2 separate regions of the Homo sapiens genome follow, and region 1 is linked to region 2. Evidence: chromatin contacts called from ENCODE Hi-C data. All regions are on one chromosome and are shown on one strand. The core of a region is the stretch at or near the end of the contact, and the rest is flanking DNA. Distances in the headings are between cores, read along the strand shown.

Region 1 (3,003 bases), core at 312-2,811, 660 kb after region 2:
CGGCTGTCGCACACAAATTAAATACATAAGATTTGGGTGCTATGTGAAAAGTGTCAAGGCAAAATAATGTTCATAGGAAGCTTTCACGTCTTAGTTACAGTAAAAGCAAAATACACTTCCCTTAATTTGTTTTTTAAACACTACCCAACAAACCCAAAAAACTAAATGTTTTAACTTGTCCTTGGAAAGAGAAGTTGGGAAATCAAAGGCCTCTAGCACATGTTTACTTCTTAGCAAGATGGTGAACATCAGTGAAGTAATCATTAATCATAGCTGGATTCCTCAGCAAAGATGTTGGCATTGGCACTACAGCCAGTCACCAGCAATGACTGCAAGTAACTCTAGGACACTGACGCCTATTTGATTTGGAAGAGAATAAGGAACATAATGATGCCTGAAATGTCCTGTGCGCCTTTGCCTTTCTTCATCTCAAGGCCTTGCAACATCACAAGCGCAGCTGTTAACCAGATGCATGCAACATAAGCCACAGAGTGTGAGAAAAAAAGTATTAGCATTATTTCCATGGAACTAGTCATGTGGTTATTATAGAAATAATCAGCATTAGCATACTACAATATTTGTTTTGTTCTTGAATTGTAACACCCTAGGGAAAAAGTTGCCTTTATTTTTAAAAAGTTAAAAATGAAAGTACATGTTATATATCTTTGCTGAAAAATGGTGGGAAATGGATTTGTCAAAACCATATGGAAAGGAAGAGGGAATCAATTAAAAACAGAAATCTAATAAATCTAAAATATTTCCAAATGAAATGCTTGTGGTAAGCTAACTTCTTGTAAACACCGCACTCAAGTCACTTGAACAGTCCCAGATGGTGAACTAACTTTGTGGTCTTAAAACAAAAGTCAGCCAAAAAAACCAAGACTACAACTTTATTATCAATGCAGTGGGAAACATGAGATCCATAATCAACCAACATGTTACTTTTTTTCTTTCCAAAATTTAAGAGATTTGTGGAGTTTTACTAAATAAGACAATTTTAAGCTAAAGTTTAAGTCTGTGTATGTGAAATGGAGAAATAAAAATTAGAGATAAAACTACAGTTAAAAGTGAGGTAAAATCTACAGTTATTTATATACCTTAGAAAAAATTTCTAAAAATGCCACAGTTTTGAAATGTATTATAAAGTCTAACATTCTAAATTACCATGAACTTTCTTCAGTTAACATTTGTATGATTTTATTCAAGAAAAATTTTAAACCTTTTTTTAGAGTTGGGTTATAAAAAAAAAAGTGATTTATGCGTTGACCAGAAATTATACATGGTGGAATAAACATGTGCCTTACCTGCTCCACCGTCAATAATCCATCAGAAGATTCTGGCACAGGCTGCATGGGCAGAAGCTGGCACAACATGCCTAAAAGTAAAGCAACTTCCTTCATACTTCTCCAACAACATACCAGCACCATCTGCGCAGTTACATCACATGTTTTTACTTCTTTACCTTAAACAAAAAAAAACACAACGATTGCAACCTTGATTACTCATATCCCAGGTTTCTAAAAACAAGCTTATTCATAATTTCCCCAAGAATAATCTGCTTGAACAAACCCGATTTGTCATGTTATATTTACTCAGAAGGAAAGAAGCTAACATTTGTCGAGCATGTGTTATGAGAAGAAATCATGCTAAGTTTTTTTTTTTTTCTTTTTTGGAGACAGGGTCTCGCTCTGTCACCCAGGCTGGGGTGCAGTAGCATGCTCATGGCTCACTGCAGCCTTGACCTCCCAGGCTCATGCAATCCTTCTACTTCAGCCTCCCTAGTAGCTGGGACTACAGGTATGCGCCACCACACCCAGTTAATTTTTGTATTTTTTTGTAAAGACAGGGTTTCACCACATCACCTCCTGGACTAAAGCAATTCTCTCGCTTGGGCCTCCCAAAGTGCTGGGATTATAGACATGAGCCACCATGCCAGGCCCAGTATTTTAATTTATTATTTTCAAATTAAATTTTAAAATAAAACACAATATTGTTCCAAAACTTGTTTAATCTTTAATTTCCAAAGATTAAACAAACTCTGCCTCTCTGTCATAAAGTATGATATGGATGACTATAATAAATACACTCCTTATTTATTTTGGTGAGCATGACTGTTGCATTAGTAAAGGAGTAGAATATAACTTTTAAAATCAAAGGAAAATACAAATTATCTTTCAAAATATATTTAATTCCCATGGCCAATAAGCTATAATTAGCCTTACTTACTCTCTTATTCTAGTTTTAGGAGTATTTTTGGTACTGATATTTTTTTAAAATCCAAGATGAACTATTATATTAAATAAAAGAGCACGCTGACAAAATGGTACTTATAGGGTAACCTCATTTGTGTTTTTATTTAAAAAGCCCAATGCATTAAATGGGTAAGTGTACATACACATAAACATATAAAATAAGTACAAAATAATATATTGCACTAAAGAAGGAAGACATGGAATTGGAGAGGAAACCTTGGAGGAATTTAATTTGTTTTTAATTCATATGTACCTCTGTTGTTTGAAACTATTACAATAGGCTATAATTACATTTATACATTATTTTGTGTAATTTAAAAATTTAAGTGTGGAGATAATTTTTTGCAAGACAATATCCCCACCTAGTGGAGAATGTAGAATATGTAATACATCACTAAGAAATTGCTGCTTCTGATGACGTTTTACAGCACTGCAGAAAATTCAGTAACAACTAATGATCAAACAAGATGTAAGAACTCGAATTCTGGAAGCTTGACACAACAAAGCAGCTCCCATTTTACTAATAAGGTTTGTTTCCTTTAAAAGCCTGCTTGACTTTAAGAACTCTCACAGCAGACAATGAACCACATTGCTGGGAGAAGTTGATTGCTGCCCAAACCCAGGTTCATTATATAGCACTGCTCTTATATCACCTGGGCTGTCAAGGCAGGTTTTATCACTCCAAGGCTTTCTGTTCTAACAGCTTGTTCGCTGCACAACAGCACCTAATAGGCTGGTGAAAGTCTTCTTT
Region 2 (2,886 bases), core at 264-2,763:
TAATACTACCAACCTAGAGGCTTTTATTTGGCCAATGGTAATCTGTCTGCCTTGCCTTTTAAAATTAAAAAAAAATTAATTTAACACCTGTTTATTGAACACCTATATTTGCAAGGGAGTATGACTTAGTGATTTCAGAGTGCAGGCTCCAGAGACCACATGACTTGGATTCTAGACCTGGCCCTACCAAATGAGCTATATGTCCTTGAACAAGTTTGCCTTCTTCATGCCTTGGTCTTCTCATCTGCAACGTGGGAATTATGACATCCAAAGGACAGAATCAGGATGGTGACCCAGGTTTCTACTTCATGGGCTTATTGTGAGGATTGAATGAGATGAGGCACAGAACACCCTTGGCCTGGAGTCATTCTGCTGTAGGCAGCCATGGGCCTGATCTGGCCCCTGGACTTTCACAGGGCTCAGCAGACTCTGAGGAAGGGAGGGAACCATGATCCCAGAGAGGCTCCAAGACAGATTGGAAAGACCATCCTAGGTAAAATGTAATGTCAAAAGTTAGGATTCGGAAAGGTTCCCAGTCACAATGTCAAGCTGGAAGGCCCAGGGTAGGAGGGTCTGGAGTGGGGCTAGGATTGATTCTGGGAAGCCAGAAAATGAGTGAGAAATAGACAGTTCTGCTCTTAGTCACCTGAACTCAGAGCATCCCCTCACTGGGGCCAAACCAATGGCCAAGGCTGAGGAAGTGGGCCCAATCACATTCCAAGTCCTACATTGGGCCTAAGTAGGCAGATCTGGAGTGTTGGACCCATTTCCTCTTTGCAGTCTTGTCCCTGTAAGGCAACTGCATTAGGGTAATGCGGGTTGATGAAACAAATGAATCCCAAAATTTCAGTGGCTGAACATAATAGAGGCTACTTGTCACTCACATAACAGTCCACTATGGGTGCTCCTGGTCGGTAGGAGGGCTTCCACGTGGTGAGTCAGGGATCCAAGCTCTTTGTACCAAATGACTCTACCCTCCCTTAGGCCTGAGTCCTCTGCATCTAGAGAGCAGACAGGAAAGAGTGGGTGGAGAAGACACAACCTCTTCTAACCACCTTGGCCTGAATGTAACATGTATCATTAACTTTATGTTCAATCTGTGACAACTAGTCTCATGGGCCCACCTAGATCCAAGAGTGGCTGGGAATTGCCGGCTCTACACGATAGAATAGAGAGACTCGTTTCTGGCGGGCATCTCTGCCAGCTCCCACTCTGTAGGGAGAGCCAACCTAGCAGCCTGGCCTCCCTCCCCACCAGTCCCCCTAACTTCCCTAAGGCATTTGCCAGTCACCATGCCCAGGCCAGGCTTCTGAAAGGAAATAGAGGGAAAAAATCATGAACACTTCTAAGGGAATAATGACACAACAAGCACACTCAAAGAGACAGCACACACACCATAGTCTCAGCACTTCAGGCATCCTTGAGTGGTTCCAAAGGCCTCCTTCTCAGAGCCCTCAAACCATACCCAGGCACTGGCCTTGAGAGATATTGAGCTCAGTGAGCCAAGCCAGGCCTGCAGTGCTGTTCTGAGGAGGATGCAGGCAGGTGGAGGCGGGACCAGCAAAGTCTTCCTAGAGCTCCCCTGTCCTGGCCACAGACAGCTTAGAGAGATCTCAGGGGGACCTCTTGGTCTGCTGAGCCACTTTCCCGGTGTGCCCTGGTTATTGCACTGGCAAAATCCCAAGTCCTTACTGGCCAGGACTGGATCAAAGGGGAGAGGTGTGTGTGGGGTCGAGGGCAGGTCTCACTTATTATCCAACACAGGCGCGGTGCTTTTAACCAGTGCTTCTTCCACACCTGCTGGCAGCTGGGGAGGGGCGCAAAGAAAAACCAGACCCACTGAACCTCAGGTTGCTCATGATTTTGTGGACAAGATGGCCAGACATCAAGGACTTCTGTCTGATGCAGAGAATGTGTCATGCCTCTCAAAGAGGGGAAGTGGTGAATGCCAGAGGGGCACTCATAAGTGAGTCCATCTTCATTTTGGGACAATCGGAGAAGGCTTCCTGGAGGCTGAGTTTTAAAGGATGGGAAGGGAAAGAATCTCCTCAGGATTCCCAGCAGTGTTTCCCTGTGCGTGGGACATTATGGTTGCAAAGCTGGTGAGGCAGGCAGGGCAGACAGGAAGGCAGGGCCAGTCACCTCCACTGGACGGGGGAAGAGACAGAGGCCAGAAAGGCGGAGCTCCCTGCCCAAGGTTGCACAGGAATGTTGCAAGTAGGAATGCAGACATCTGGCCTACCAGTTCTGGGCTCTTTGTATGAGCTTGATAAGCATGTTTCTCCCTCAAGGCTGGTCCGGGCAGGTCCCCAGGTGGGGCAGGACACTCTCATGCAGGGAGCAGGTCCTCCTGGGGGCTTCTCAAGGCTGGGTGCTCAGCCTCCCCCGAAGAACATGTGTTTCCTGTTTTCCTGCTCCCTCTGGCTCAGGAAAGAGAACGGGTTTTCCTGAGCGGAAGAGCCTCAAAGACCTGGCCCGGGCCCAGAGAGCTCTACCGGTCAGCCCGCTCAGGGCTCTTGTTCCTCAGGGCAATGGGCCCCTCACCCACCCACCCGGCCTTCCAAGGACACTCGTGGCCATTATCTCCCCTTGCTCTCCCCAGACTGTCTTGAACCCAGGACCTTGACTCCCAGCTTGGTATTCTTGGAATACGCTTTGCTGATCCTCGGCCAAACCTGGAGTTTGTGCCGGTTTGGAACTGAAAAGTCAGGGCTGTGGGACAAGGACTTTGGCCAACCCTACAGCTGCTGGAGATTGAGAGTCCTTATACCTCCCCATCCCTGTCCCCACATTGTTTCCTATTGTCCTGGGATGGAGGCAGGGTACGGACGGTCAGTGGCCGACATCATCCCAGCTTTCCAGCCGATATTCTGTGGGCTTGGCACA

Evidence for each region. A loop is a pair of places that touch in the nucleus more often than their neighbours do. Pooled maps may share reads with other maps.
Region 1: a pooled map shows a loop between it and region 2 (2.1-fold over the local background). The contact joins two enhancer-like sites. A Hi-C loop is called at or near these places in 1 of 168 maps with a recorded cell type or tissue (CD4-positive, alpha-beta T cell), 2 of 37 single-sample maps with no recorded cell type and 1 of 50 pooled maps.

The regions. Positions count from the first base shown.
Region 1 is chr2:43,539,855-43,542,857 of GRCh38, forward strand. It overlaps THADA (THADA armadillo repeat containing), which reads right to left. Exons shown (of 38, transcript NM_022065.5): 21 at 1,305-1,462. Among named protein-coding and RNA genes, the nearest start is that of THADA, 55 kb to the right of the region's middle. Within about 2 kb of position 1,562, at least 16 of the 41 ENCODE cell types and tissues checked have a DNase peak (open chromatin) inside an H3K27ac peak, as active enhancers do.
Region 2 is chr2:42,877,823-42,880,708 of GRCh38, forward strand. No RefSeq gene overlaps it. Among named protein-coding and RNA genes, the nearest start is that of TRI-TAT2-1, 69 kb to the left of the region's middle. Within about 2 kb of position 1,514, at least 11 of the 41 ENCODE cell types and tissues checked have a DNase peak (open chromatin) inside an H3K27ac peak, as active enhancers do.